4 separate regions of the Homo sapiens genome follow, and regions 2, 3 and 4 are each linked to region 1. Evidence: chromatin contacts called from ENCODE Hi-C data. All regions are on one chromosome and are shown on one strand. The core of a region is the stretch at or near the end of the contact, and the rest is flanking DNA. Distances in the headings are between cores, read along the strand shown. Region 1 holds the start of EMSY-DT (EMSY divergent transcript). Region 2 holds the start of CAPN5 (calpain 5). Region 3 overlaps UVRAG (UV radiation resistance associated). Region 4 overlaps UVRAG (UV radiation resistance associated).

The links. A loop is a pair of places that touch in the nucleus more often than their neighbours do. Pooled maps may share reads with other maps.
Region 2: a map of tibial artery shows a loop between it and region 1 (6-fold over the local background). The contact joins the promoter of CAPN5 here to the promoter of EMSY-DT in region 1. A Hi-C loop is called at or near these places in 2 of 168 maps with a recorded cell type or tissue (sigmoid colon and tibial artery) and 13 of 50 pooled maps.
Region 3: a pooled map shows a loop between it and region 1 (7-fold over the local background). The contact joins the enhancer-like site here to the promoter of EMSY-DT in region 1. A Hi-C loop is called at or near these places in 1 of 168 maps with a recorded cell type or tissue (ovary), 3 of 37 single-sample maps with no recorded cell type and 15 of 50 pooled maps.
Region 4: a map with no recorded cell type shows a loop between it and region 1 (6-fold over the local background). The contact joins the enhancer-like site here to the promoter of EMSY-DT in region 1. A Hi-C loop is called at or near these places in 2 of 37 single-sample maps with no recorded cell type and 2 of 50 pooled maps.

The regions. Positions count from the first base shown.
Region 1 is chr11:76,443,333-76,446,537 of GRCh38, forward strand. It overlaps EMSY-DT (EMSY divergent transcript), which reads right to left and starts at 1,348. Exons shown (of 2, transcript NR_186348.1): 1 at 946-1,348. It overlaps EMSY (EMSY transcriptional repressor, BRCA2 interacting), which reads left to right and starts at 1,686. Exons shown (of 22, transcript NM_001300942.2): 1 at 1,686-1,796. RefSeq lists enhancers at 691-1,326, 1,327-1,963, 1,664-1,893, 2,094-2,143, 2,184-2,253 and 1 more.
Region 2 is chr11:77,065,274-77,068,436 of GRCh38, forward strand. It overlaps CAPN5 (calpain 5), which reads left to right and starts at 1,698. Exons shown (of 13, transcript NM_004055.5): 1 at 1,698-1,821. RefSeq lists an enhancer at 857-1,357 and a silencer at 1,214-1,903.
Region 3 is chr11:75,890,923-75,894,287 of GRCh38, forward strand. All of the region lies in intron 5 of UVRAG (UV radiation resistance associated), which reads left to right. Among named protein-coding and RNA genes, the nearest start is that of UVRAG, 77 kb to the left of the region's middle. Within about 2 kb of position 1,554, at least 4 of the 41 ENCODE cell types and tissues checked have a DNase peak (open chromatin) inside an H3K27ac peak, as active enhancers do.
Region 4 is chr11:75,872,024-75,875,188 of GRCh38, forward strand. The region is part of intron 3 of UVRAG (UV radiation resistance associated); the gene reads left to right. Among named protein-coding and RNA genes, the nearest start is that of UVRAG, 58 kb to the left of the region's middle. RefSeq lists an enhancer at 1,552-2,053. Within about 2 kb of position 1,513, at least 4 of the 41 ENCODE cell types and tissues checked have a DNase peak (open chromatin) inside an H3K27ac peak, as active enhancers do.

The DNA.
Region 1 (3,205 bases), core at 98-2,597:
TCATCACTCATATGCTACTTCTTAAGGTCAGAGTCAGTTTTATAAGCCCCTTGTCTTTCGATTTGTACTCCATTGTAGAGGAGTAGACATTCATTGTCATTTTGACATTCACTGTAGAGGAAAGGACATTTGGAGGTCAGAAGACCTGGGATTACAAAGCCTAGCTCTCTTCCAATTCCTAGCTCCGTGAAATTTGGTGAGTCCTTGGTACATCTATGTTTTTCTCATTCATAGTATGAAAGACCTTAATCGTACCTGTCACACTGAAATGTTGCGAGGCTCAAATCAAATAATATATGTTAAAGTACAAAAATCCTCTATGAAGATTTCACTTACTATCTTTCCAAGAGTTCTTAAGCAACTGGATGCATAGGAAGGTCAGGGAGACAGCGGAGGGAGGGCCTGGTGATTAATATGTTCCACTTTACGATTTTCTGAAGGTGTAGGTTGGGTTTCAACAACAGTGACTTTCCTAGACCTCGGAGGGTATTTTTAGCTAATGGGCAAATAGTAGTAGGAAACTTAAATGCTGTTATTTACCTTCTCTTCCTAACCTACAGTTCCACTCAAGAACATGAAGAGTCTCATACGTTTGTATAGTGGTTCACAACTTACAACGTTTACGTGGTGCATCACAAGATCCCTATAGGGTAGTATTAACCCAATTTTTCAAGAAGGAAACTATGTCTGGAAATTGTAGAATGCACATTAAAAACTCTTTCTGACGAGCGTTTCTACCGGATCCGATGTTACCCAAAGTACAAAATTTAAAGAGGGAAGTCAATCACAAGATTTCATTGAATCTTCAGTATCAGGCAACTGGCTTCTATTTTATGGCCGCAAATAACTATATATTGGGCCCCTTTTCTCACCTGTAAAATAGGAACGAAAAGACCTTCTCCACAAATAAGATGAAATAAGAACAAAGGCTGAGGGTGAACCTACCACGTCGTAGGGCCTCAAATAAATTCCTTCTCCTTCTTGCCCTTGACAGAGATAGCACGAGATATCACTACCATTCCCACTTCACACGTGGAGGAAATCCAACGCGAGAACGCTCGGATTTCCCCTTCTTTACTTGCAACAACTCCGTAACCCGCAAATCGGCTACGGACAACTGCGATGTCCACTATGTTAGTTCTCGTAGCGTGGATTCTCTCTCCTCAAGATGCCATCTGGGGGGCTAGAGGCCACTAATAATTGCCCTCACGATCGAAGAAACTCGATCCTAATCCTCGACGGCACTTCAGGAACAAAGCTGCTCTCCCATCGTCCCTAACCTCACTACCGTAAAGGTCGCAGCAGAGCCCCTGCTCCAACCGCTAGCGCCATCTTGGCCGCTACGTGTGACGCCACACGTAGCAGAGAGCGCAGCCGATTGGCTGGGAGACGGCAGCCCAGGAGAGGCGCGCGAAGCCAGAGACAGGAGGGTATGCAGGAGAAACCAAGGGAACTACAATCCCGGCCTTCCTTGCGCGTACGACAGCAAACCTGGAGCGAAAGAGGTTGGAGTTTGGATTCGGACCACAACTCCCAGCACCCTCCGCGATGTCTGTCCTTTTCTTTCATAACGCGGAGGAAAAGAAGGACAAGATGAATGGAGGCCTTTTGGTGTTTGTTCTCCGAAAGGCGGGAAAAGCGAACTACACCTCCCGACTGGCCGCGCGCGGCTGCGCCTGCGCCCTGTTACCTGTCGCCATCTTGCCCCTTCAGAGGCACCGCAAACAAACCCAATTCCTGGTGTCCCCTAGTCTTGGCGGAGGAGCCTTTTAGATGAGCCCCGAAAGGCCGGGCAGGTGGGTGACTCTCAGGCAGGGTCCTGGGAAGAGCTGGCAGGCCAGCCAGGCTAGAGGAGCGCCGGGCCAAGCATTCGGAGCCCGGCTTGGGGCTCCCAGCCCCATCCTCCGTTGTTTCCTAACGGGATCGTGGGGCTCCCCGGGGTGGACTCAGGGGGACTCTGGCTGGCCTGGTGCTGGGACTCTGGGGGTTTAGCTCTGGGAGACTCCCGGTGAGTCCAGGTCGTCTGGCTGGGTATCCGCTGGCTTACTCTCTCTCGGTTGTCCTCTCCGCTGGGGAGGGAGTGAGGCGCGGGTGCCGGCCGGGACCCCTGACAACAGCTACTGGCCCAGAGGGGCTTGGGTCGTGGACTTGACATTGGGACCGGCGCCGAGAGGTCCGGGTGAGGAGCCTGGGCTGGCTGCTCTTGTTGTGGTGCTGCTAGGGAGTGCGTGTTTGGAGAGGGGGCGGGGCGGGCTTGTCTCCTTGACACTTGAGTGGGGAAGGATCCTACAAGATCCTGGTTCCCCGAGCGGGCTCCGGAAACTACTGCCCGGGTTTCCGATGCGTTGCGGCCCCGCTCTGGGGTCCCCTGGCTAGGACGCGCCGGGATGCCGTGACGTGGTGCTCGGTTCGAGCAGTCGCCGGCCGCCTCCAAGATCCTGTCGGGAGGCGGGGACTGGCTTGTGGAGGGAGAGGATTCCTTTGGCTCTGCCCCTTCTTCCTCCTCCCCACCCCTTTTCTTTATGTCATACTGCCGGCTGGGGCGCGCAGTCCAGTTCTTCTTGCCTTGGGTTTGTTCTGAGCTGAGAGGACTATGGGAAGTAGGGGGAGGGGGGCTCACCTCGGGACACAGAGTTGGAGTTAGCAGCCCCAGCGCCTGGAACGGGATATAGCAGTTATTTCGGTTCGGTGTCTGACTTCTAGGCTAGACAGTGAGCTCGTTCATTCATTCATTCATCCATTCGTTTTGCTCAGTCGCGTCAACCATTCACTTACCCATTTAACAAATACTTAGAGCGGCTCTACTCTGTGCTAAGCAGGTATTGCGCGTGCCCCCAGAGCCGTGTCTTTTTGTCTTTTACACTAGGAAATTCCCAGTTCTAAGTAAGTTCCTGGCAGCTCAACTGTTGGTAAATGGCTGTTTAATAACTACAGGATCAAAATTCATATTCCATTAAGACTTGAGAGAGTATATATATATGTGTGTGTGTGTATATATATATGTATATATATATGTGTATATATATATATGTATGTATCGTTCCAATTTTAGTATATGTGTTGCTGAAGCGAGCACGAGGAGTTATTTATTAAGTTTCTTTAACTTGCTAGGAGCTTTACAAATTTTATCTCATGTAATTCATAAATGAGGAAGCTGACAGGAGTCAACTTGCCCCAGGTTGGTAGTACCACCTGTTTATTAAAT
Region 2 (3,163 bases), core at 448-2,947, 620 kb after region 1:
AGAAGTCCAGGTGACTGAGAGTGAGGTGAGGCAGAGACTCCTCTTAGTGGAAATAAAGGAAAATCATGAGTCTTTTCAGGGGGAATTTCAGGCAGCTAGCTAGCTTTGAGAAGTAAATGAGCACCTTGACAAGCAAGAAGGTAATTGAAGCTTCAAACAAGGGCCACCCAAATAAGTTAGAGCCACAAGATGTCTGGTTCCCTATAGAAACTAAAGATAACATCTTGACCTATGTCCCTGAATTGTTTTTCACAGCTGTCACTTAGGCCTCAGATAAGGGGAAACTGAGGGCTGTTCTTTAAATTTCTTCCCAAGGGTTCTGTAAAGAGTCACACCCATAAGCCAATGCTTAACTCTCCTATCTGTGGACCCCAGGTTTTTAGACAGTCTTGCTTCCTAAGCCAATTGCAAATCACAGAATCTCTGAATCCACCTATGACCCTGCCTCAAAATGTCTCACCTTTTTGGGCCAAGCCAATGTATAGCTCCAGAGTATTTATTTATGACTTTGCCTATAACCTCTGTCTCCCCACCTTTAAAAAGCCTTACATGTAAACCATTGGGGAGTACGGGTCTTAAGCATTAGCCGACCTATTCTCCTTGCTTGGCACCCTGCAATAAATGCCTCCCTTTCTGCCGCTGCAAATCCTGGTGTCAGTGTTTGGCTTTGCTGCACTGGGTGGGCGGACCCAAGTTTGTTTCGGTAACACAAGAGGTTGACGAAATCATTAACTGAGACTTCGAAACAAATTGGAGGCGGAGAATGAACGGGCCTGAGACGCTCCACCAGCGAGTGGGCCGATGGGCTCATCAGATCAGATGGGCGTCTGTCCTGCTGCCTCAGGGCGGGGGGTGGTGGCACCCCTGAGCTCCTACTGTAGGCAAGAACTAGTCACTCCTAAACCTTCTCTATCGGATTCCCCAAGCGGCCTGGGGTGGGTAGAGATTATAGTCCCCGTTTTACAGATCAGGAAATGCAGGCTCCGTGCCATCCCAGGGCATTCCGGTAGCCAGTCACGGACAGAGAGTCAAACATGAGCCCGAGCCCGGGAGCCCATGGCAGCACGGGATTAAGTCCTCAACACGGGCCGGGGTCAGTTTTCCCATCTGACAGAGGCCCTCTGCTGCTCACAGGGGCCTGGGCTCCCACTTCTCCATCCGAACACTTGGGATGGATGTGAAGGTGGAGCCCGGAAAGGGAGGGGCGCCGCCCACCAAGTCCTGGTTCTGGCAGGCACCCTGGCCCTTGCGGGTCCTCGGTACTACACGCCGGCCCCAAGTCAGCCGCGGCCCCGGCCCGCCCTGTGGGGGCTGAACCCCAGCCCCGGCCCGATCCCTCACGGTGCAGCCAGCCCTTGGGAGGCTGCCCATGGGGATGCGCACCAACCGCAGACAGATAGGCTGGGAAGGAGAGAGAACGAGGGCCCGACCGAGCCGGTAGAGGCGGTGGGTGCCGCTAGGGGCCCCAAGTCCGCGTTCAACACAGGGGCTGGAATGAGACCGCTCCTCTGAGCGGCCGCCCACCGCACCAGTGCGCATGGGCGCACCCGGCCACCGGGCCGCCCACCCCGCCCCACGGGAGACCACGCCTCCGGCTCGCAACGGGCAAATGGGCGGAGGCCGCGGGCGGGGCGGGGCGGAGCCGGGCCCAGCTGGCCGAACCCGGGGAATGCGAGCGCCAGCCCCCGCCGCAGGCCAGTCCCAGCTGGATCTCCGGCCAGAGCCCGAGGCTGCTGCGCCGGGCGGCTGCAGCCTCCGCTCCAGCGCCCGCGCCGTGCCCTGCATCCCGGGAGCCCGGCTGGACCCGCGGCGGCTCGGCCGGTAGGAGGCGGGCGGAGGGAGGCGTGTGCTTCTGTGTGTGTGTGTGTGTGTGTTTCGGGGGGGTGTGTGCGGGTGCAGCGCGGGCCAGTGATTGCTCCGGGACCACGAATCAGTGGAGGGGGCTGCACCTCCCGCGGGCCCGGGGGGAAAGGAAGTGAGCGCTGGCTGGGGGGCGGGGTCCTGGAGCATCCGCCTGGGCCCCCTCGGCTCGTCCCCACCCCCACCCCCGGCGAGGAGTCTTTTTTTCACCTCCCTCTGGGTGTCTCCGAGTCGTTTTCCTAGTGCGGACGCGCTGGAAGCGCCTAACACCCGGGGCTAGACTGTCACTTCCTCTCATCTTCCTTACAGTTCCCCCCTTCTCTTCCCTGCTTAACCCCCCTTTCATCCCTGCAATCCACCAACCCCTTCTGGGTGCTCCACCACCCAGGCCTGGGGAAGGGGCAGGGCCGAGGCTCCTACTGCCCCAGCCTATCCGCTTCTTGGCACTACTCCCCAGGTTGAAAGGGGGCTTTTCTCCTTGACTGCAGGGCGGGCGCACGTGTGTGTGTGTGTGTGTGTGTGTGTGTGTGTGTGTGTTGCGGGAGTGTGGGGGAGTGGTCTGGGAGGGAATGGATCTTTGTTTCTCAGACCTCAGAGTTCCCACCTCTGTTCCTTTGCGTTGGGGGTCTCGGAAGACTGGCCTAGGGGACCAGAGGCGAAATAGGACAAAAGATCATTAACAGGTGCGACGTTCTCTCTCCCAGTCATTTCATGTGGTGGGATTCACCCCCAAGTTCCATACAGATCAGAAGAGTGGGGCACAGAGAAGCGAAGTCAGCTGCCCTCTCAGGATTGCTGAGCCAGAATTTGAACCCGGGTCCGCCTGGCTCTCATCCCAGAATCTTCTCCCTACACCTGTGGTTTAGAGAGAAAAGTACTGAGGGCGACTATCCCAGGACTCAGGGGAAAGAGAGATCTGGGCAGACTTCTTGGAAGAGAGGGGCTTACGGGTGAGGCTCAGCCAACTCAATGAGTCTGAGGCCTGCTGGGGGAACCACTGTGTTTTGCAAGGATTGACACCTCCCAGGGTCCTCGGGCTGGTCCTTGCTCCTGTCCCCAGGGTCTGGGGGTGGGGTGGTGTGGCTGCCTTTGCCTCCTGGGCAGGGTATGGTGGGCCCAGCTGCTGCTGCAGGCCAGGTCAGGCTAGTTGCCAGCACACAGAGGTGCTCAGGCGGGGTCTTTGCCCTGAGGAGCCTCTCTTCTGACAAGACAGGCAGTGGGTCCACAGATAAGGCCCTGTCCAGAGTTGTACCCAGTGCTGGGAGCACAAGACAGGGACTGATGGGTGCCCGGGAGCTGGGGA
Region 3 (3,365 bases), core at 304-2,803, 550 kb before region 1:
GTTGTTGTTGTTGTTGTTGTTATTGTTGTTTGTCTTTTTGCTTGTTTTTTTAAGAGGAGAGAGTGATCAAATAGGAGGACCAAAAATTGCCCATTGGATTTAGCAAAATGGAAGTTATTCAAGTGACTTCTTCAAAATTCAATTCAAACTCTGATAGACATTTTTCTTTCTTTATTTCAAAGCTCTCCTCTTCTAAGTTCCTATATCAACATACTATGTATACCTTTGACATAGGATATACCACTTTGCAACTAGGCTTGTCTTTCTTCCTTTCTAGCCTGTAAGCTTTTGAAGGACAGATTTCTATAAATAATATTGAATTCCCAGCACCTGCCACAGTTTTTGGGGTATGCAGTTTGCTTAGTAAAAGTGTTTGTGATTTAATGAAATAATTATGGGATTGCTACTGCTGCTGTTCATAATATCTCATGTACAGGGTTAGCTGTTCTAATACTGTTGCAACATTAAGTTCCTCCTGCAACTGGTATAACTCACCTTTTAGGACAATATCTGGCACATATAATAATAATATTAATAGCTAAAATGTATTGAGCATTACTGTATATCAAACACTGTAAGAGCTTCACATCTATTATTGTATTTAATACCCCAAGAACCTTATAGCCAAATCCTCAGAGCTGTTGAGATTTTGAGTAAGCCAATAACTAATACTCCTTTCTTCTCCTGAGTTTGGAGCAAGTTCAGATATAGGTGATAGTCTGTAATCCCAGTGGATTTTGGGAGGCTGAGCTGGGAGGATCAGCAGTTCGAGAGCTCAGCAGTTCGAGACCAGTCTGGGCAACGTAGCAAGACCTTGTCTGTACTAAAATTCAAACAAAAAATTAGCCAGGTGTGGTGACACGTGTCTGTAGTCCCACCAACTTGAGGGGCTGAGGCGGGAGGATTGCTTGAGACCAGGAGGTTGATGGTGCAGTGAACCCTGATGGCGCCACTTCACTGGGCAATGGACGAGACCCTGTCTCAGGGAGGGGAAAGAAAAAAAAAGGATAGGTGATAGATAAATGTAGATCAGAACATTGGCTTTATTACTAATAAAACTGATGGACAAATGTGATTTAAATTATGTGACTAAAAGAGTTTGCTGTGACTAAAAGGGCTTGTCGATTCCTTCTATATACTTCCTCTTGGACTGAACCTCCCCCACAAAATAACAAAACAAGTGAAACCAAGGTCTTCCTCTTATAGGAACAAAGCCTGAGCCTCCAAGCCAGAAGCAAAGTTTGTATGCGTGGTTAGACAGGTTGTTTCTGATTGGAGAGAACCTGGAAAGAATTAAGCCAGTCACACACAGGTCCATCTCTGAAGCCCAGCCATCAGATCAGTCATCTGCTGGTCCTGGAGAGGAGTGAGTGGAGGACACAGAGAAACTGCAGATGCTCCTTTCATGACCTTTTCTCCTGAGAAATGGAGTGGGGCATTTGTCTCCTGTGTGGGAACATGGGAATGCAGAGTAAGTGTTTCCCTCTAACGGGAATAATAGCTAGTATTTAGTGAGCACTTCTATGCTGGCACTATTCTAAACACTTTACACATTTTACCTTATTTAAACCTCACACTTGGCCTTTCATAGAAGAGGAAGTTGGCACAGAGAACTTAAGTAACTTTCCCCAAATTACGCAGCTCCCTGAGTAGCAGAGCTGCGATTCAAAAGCAGATGGTCAGTACATGCTTATTGAATATATGATCGTAATTAGTGGTGTACTTTCCCCTATTGTCCTTCAGTTAGTGAGCTTTGTTAATTGGATAAGTTCAGCAGATCTTGCCCCCTTTACCAGCTTTCAAATGAACACCTGACATGTAGACTGAACCTTAAAAAACCTTGTCTTTTTTAACAAAGCCGCAAGCAGAGTTTCCAGTCAAGATGACATTGTAAGTGTACACTTTGAGACCTTCCTCAGCACCAAGCAAGAAGCAAGGATTGATGAAATCGGAGAAATGTAAAAGAAATATTCCTGGCCGGGTGCTGTGACTCACGCCTGTAATCTCAGCACTTTGGGAGGCCGAGGCAGGTGGATCACAAGGTCAGGCATTCAAGACCAGCCTAGCCAACGTGGCGAAACCCCATCTCTACTAAAAACACAAAAATTAGCCAGGCATAGTGGCGGGTGCCTGTAATCCCAGCTACTCTGAGGCTGAGGCAGGAGAACTGCTTGAACCCAGGAGGTGGAGGTTGCAGTGAGCCGAGATCGCACCACTGCACCCCAGCCTGGAGGCCAGAGCAAGACTCCGTCTCAAAAAAAAAAAGAAAAAAAGAAGAATTATTCCTTCCTAAAACAAACAAGAAACCAAGGCAATAAACATCTCCCAAACAGAAGTGGAATAGAAACACAAAGAAGTGGGAAGAAGCAGAAGACTTGGGCCTTCTGGCCACTCTGCCCAGAAGTAGGCAGAAAGATGGGCTCTTCAGGGTAAAATGAGCACTAAATGAGCACGAAAAGCTGAGTGGGGCTCTCCCTATTAAAAAAAGGGCCGAGAAAAGACAGCTTAGAGAAACTGCAGAACTTTAAGAATAATCCTAAAAGGGGAAATTTGAAAAGCTACCAGCGAGAAAGGAAATATTACTCACAAATTAGGCTGACAGCAGACTTCTCATCAGCAGCAGTAGATGCCAGAAGAAATAGGTCTTCAATGCGCTGTTAATTATTAATTGTTTCTAGTAAACTTTCAGTCAAGAGTGAGGGTAATTTGAGACCAGCTAGGGTAACATAATGAAATACTATCTCTACCAAAAAAAAAAAAAAAAAAAAAAAAAAATTAGCCAGGCATGGTACATGGCTGTAGTCCAAGCTACTTGGGAGGCTGAGGTGGGAGGATTGTTTGAGCCAGGAATTTGAGGCTGCAGTGAGCTGTGATCGCACCATTGCACTCTAGCCTATGTGACAGAAAAAAAAAAAAAGCGAGGGTGAGAGAGCATTTTATTGATTGAGACAGAGTCTCACTCTGTTGCCCAGTCCCACCTCTGAGTAGCAGGGATTATAGGTGTGAACCACTGCACCTGTCAGGGATAGTTTTAAATGCATAAAGATTGAGAGTTTACTACCCACAGACCCTTTACCCATGCTGAATGATGCACATAGAAGATGATACCAAAGGGAGCATATAGTGTATAAGAAAACAGCAAGGGGTATACAAATGGTTAAAACATTAGTGAATTTAATTTCTGACTGTAAGCTAACAAACAAAAATAAATATCTGATAAACCTATGTGTTTTAAGGTGAAAGAAGCTAGGCCATTGTTATTCAAAATGTAGTCTGGACCGCTGCTTGTCTAGGAACTGTCTGTCACAATCTGTGGTGAGCAACGTGGAAAAAGTGAGGGTAAAAGTTTCAAAACTTCTATAGCA
Region 4 (3,165 bases), core at 263-2,762, 570 kb before region 1:
TTTTAAAAAAATTGATGGGATATATTTGATCTAACTTGATAGTTAACAAGCTCTTTTTCATCTTCTTTTTGACTGTTCAAGGATAAGTGGAGTTGGTGGTCTGTTGAATTCCAGTTTAGTAAAATATTACCATTTGAGTTTTTCATATCCATATTACCTTTTAATGGATTTCCTTCCTCTCCCCTTTCTTAAATAGGGGAAGATTATTCAACCTTTTCTCAACAAGTCAAGGTTATCATGAGGAACATTAATGATTATATTATATTCGAACTTCAGGGGCTGCCTGGGACATAAGGCTCCATTATTCTTACTTTAGACAGTCCCCACAACATGGCCTTCCTCGTATACAAAAGTGATCTAATGCTGCCTTTTTTTTTTTTTTTTAGACGGAGGCTCACTCTGTCGCCCAGGCTAGAGTGCAGTAGTGCGATCTCGGCTCCCTGCAACCTCTGCCTCCCAGGTTCAAGCGATTCTCCTGCCTCAGCCTCCTGAGTAGCTGAGATACAGGCGCGCCCCACCACGCCCGGCTAATTTTTGTATTTTTTAGTAGAGGTGGGGTTTCACCATATTGGCCAGGCTGGTCTCAATCTCCTGACCTTGTGATCTGCCTGCCTCAGCCTCCCAAAGTGCTGGGATTACAGGTGTGAGCCACCACTCCCGGCCTGCTGGCATGATTTTAGAGTCAGTGTCAGATATTGACTTTGTCTTCCTGTTCCAGATATAACCAACCATATGACGTTAGACAAGTGACTTAATAATTCTTAGCATCAGCTTCTCCTGAAAAATTGGGATAGTGCTGTCTGTTTCACAGGACTCTTGAGTTTCATGAAGATTAAGTAAGAATATATAGTCAAATTAGTAGTATAGTACCTGGCACACTGAACCTTTGGTAATGGTGCTGGATATTGTAGAGGATAAATACGCTAGTAGAAATCCCTGCCTTTGAGGAGCTCACGTTCTGGAGGGGAAGACAGGCAAAAAAATCAGTGATGGTGATGTGTCATGCCAGGTGCCGTAAGAAAGTTAACCACTCACAGGTTCCTATGGGAGCATAGAGGAGCGGCAGCCAGCCCCATGGACATCAGTGAACACACAGCTTTCATTGTTCCCCCTTTCTTGTAATAATTATACCAGTAGTAAAAATGAGTAAAATGGTTTTTATTCTCTATTTATAAAGCATGATTCATATTAGGTGAGAAAGCGAATCACTTTTTCCAAATGAATCTTAAGCTATGCTTTCTGGTCTTGGCCTTAAATTTAATATTTTTGACCCCAAAGTGATTAGGTCTTGTTGCAGCAAAGTGCCAGGAATAGTTTTTTTTTTTTAATTCTGCAAATATTTGAATACTTACTTTGTCTCCAGGTTACTGTATTATCTACTTGGGAAAACAATAGCAAAAAAAGCCCCATCCTCGCAGTCGGTGGCAGGCAGAGAAGGCTGACAGTTAAAGAGAATTGGGAAGGCTTCTGAGGAAGAGATGTTTGAACTGAAACCTAGTGGTCAGAGAAACGTTAACCAGGAAAAGAATGGGTGGGGGTAGAGGCAGGGAGGGGGTCCCACCAGAGGCTCTCAGCTTCCTCATTTCAGAACTTGAGGTGGACTAGGCAAATTCAAAGGTCCCTTTTATTGCTTTCATTCCTAGCATATGTAAGCTAGAGGAAGCCCTCATTTTGTCTCTTTCTATGTTGTACGCAGCTTGCTTGTTTGTCCTGTAGTTCATGTTAAATTAAATCCGGTATAGTGCTCAGCATGTAGTAAATGGCTCACAAATGATTGCCATTACTCATGTAAGGTAGAGTTGGTGAAGGGTACTCAGTTCCAGGGGAGCAGGCACATCCTCAGGCTGCAGGCTAGAAGGCTTTTCCCCAGCATTCCTAGCTACAGTTTTCTCAGCGTCCTCGGTGGACAGTTGGGTGAACCAGTGAAGGGCCAGTTCCTTCTTAGCTAATCTGTAATGAATGCTTCATTCTTGTAGTAGTGGTCTAGGCTTTGCTATTATGTTTAGTCGTTTGTTTTGTCTCAGCTCTAGTCAGCTGTAGAGTCTGGTGATGGAGCAGCAAGAGCAAGTGTGAGACCTGTGGAGTCTCCCCAGTTCTTTCTCTCAGAGAATAGGGCATAGGCAGAGGGCAGAGTTCTTTCTTCCTTTTCTGCCTCTGGCTGTGAGATATAAAATAAGGAAATTGTTGACATTCTCTTTAGCCCGCCTTTGTTCTAAATTCTGTCTTTTGTAATTTGGTAGAAAGAGAAAAAAAAAACAACAACACACACACACAAAATGAACATGAGACAAATTCTAGAGAACTAGATTCAAATTCTGATACTGTTTTTACTAAGTGACCTTAGGCAAGAAGACTCAGTTTCTGTGTTTTATTGATTTTTAATTTTTCACAATTTAACATTCCTGCACAATCTAGATGCATCTTAAAACCAGTTCTTTTTGGTTGTATATACAATTATGATGCATTTTATGATTGGTGATGTCTTGGATTTGATGAAATATGGTATTTCGTCTTAACTATTAGAATTAACAAATTGTCTTATTTACTTCATGTGGATTTATTGTTAGGATTAACAAGGCTTATTCAGCAGATTAAATATTTGTATGTGCTAGAATAAGCATTCTCTATGCCCTTTTTATCTATTATTAATACTTTATATAGTGACTGTCACTAGTAAGTATTAAAATAGTAGCTATTGCTGTAATTAGTTTTTTATTACTATTCTGTTCAAGCTTCATAAAAACCCTGTGAGGTGATAGTTTTATAACTGAAGATTCTGAGACACAGGGAATTATGCAGTTCAACAACGTGGCTTCATTATAGCACTTTCCTCTCTACCACTCTGCCTGTCAGCTCTCTTCATTTTTCAGAGGAAAGGCTGAAGCTACGTGATTCTTTAAAGCCATTCCACAAGCCAGTGGTTCTGTTTGGGTGACGGTCTGCTGCTGTTCCCAAGCCCATCCACGTTTCTAGTGATTACTCCTATGTCTGCATAGCTTAGTGGTCACCCAGTGATTCGTGACTTTATGCTTAGATACCTCAAGCCAGTAACTTCTGCCAGTGGATTGTGAATTTTGTCCAGTTTTACTGTTGCTTTTTGGGGGAAAAATTTGCTGAGCTACTCATTTTATCATGTCAGACATCATACCCCTTCTTTAGATTTAC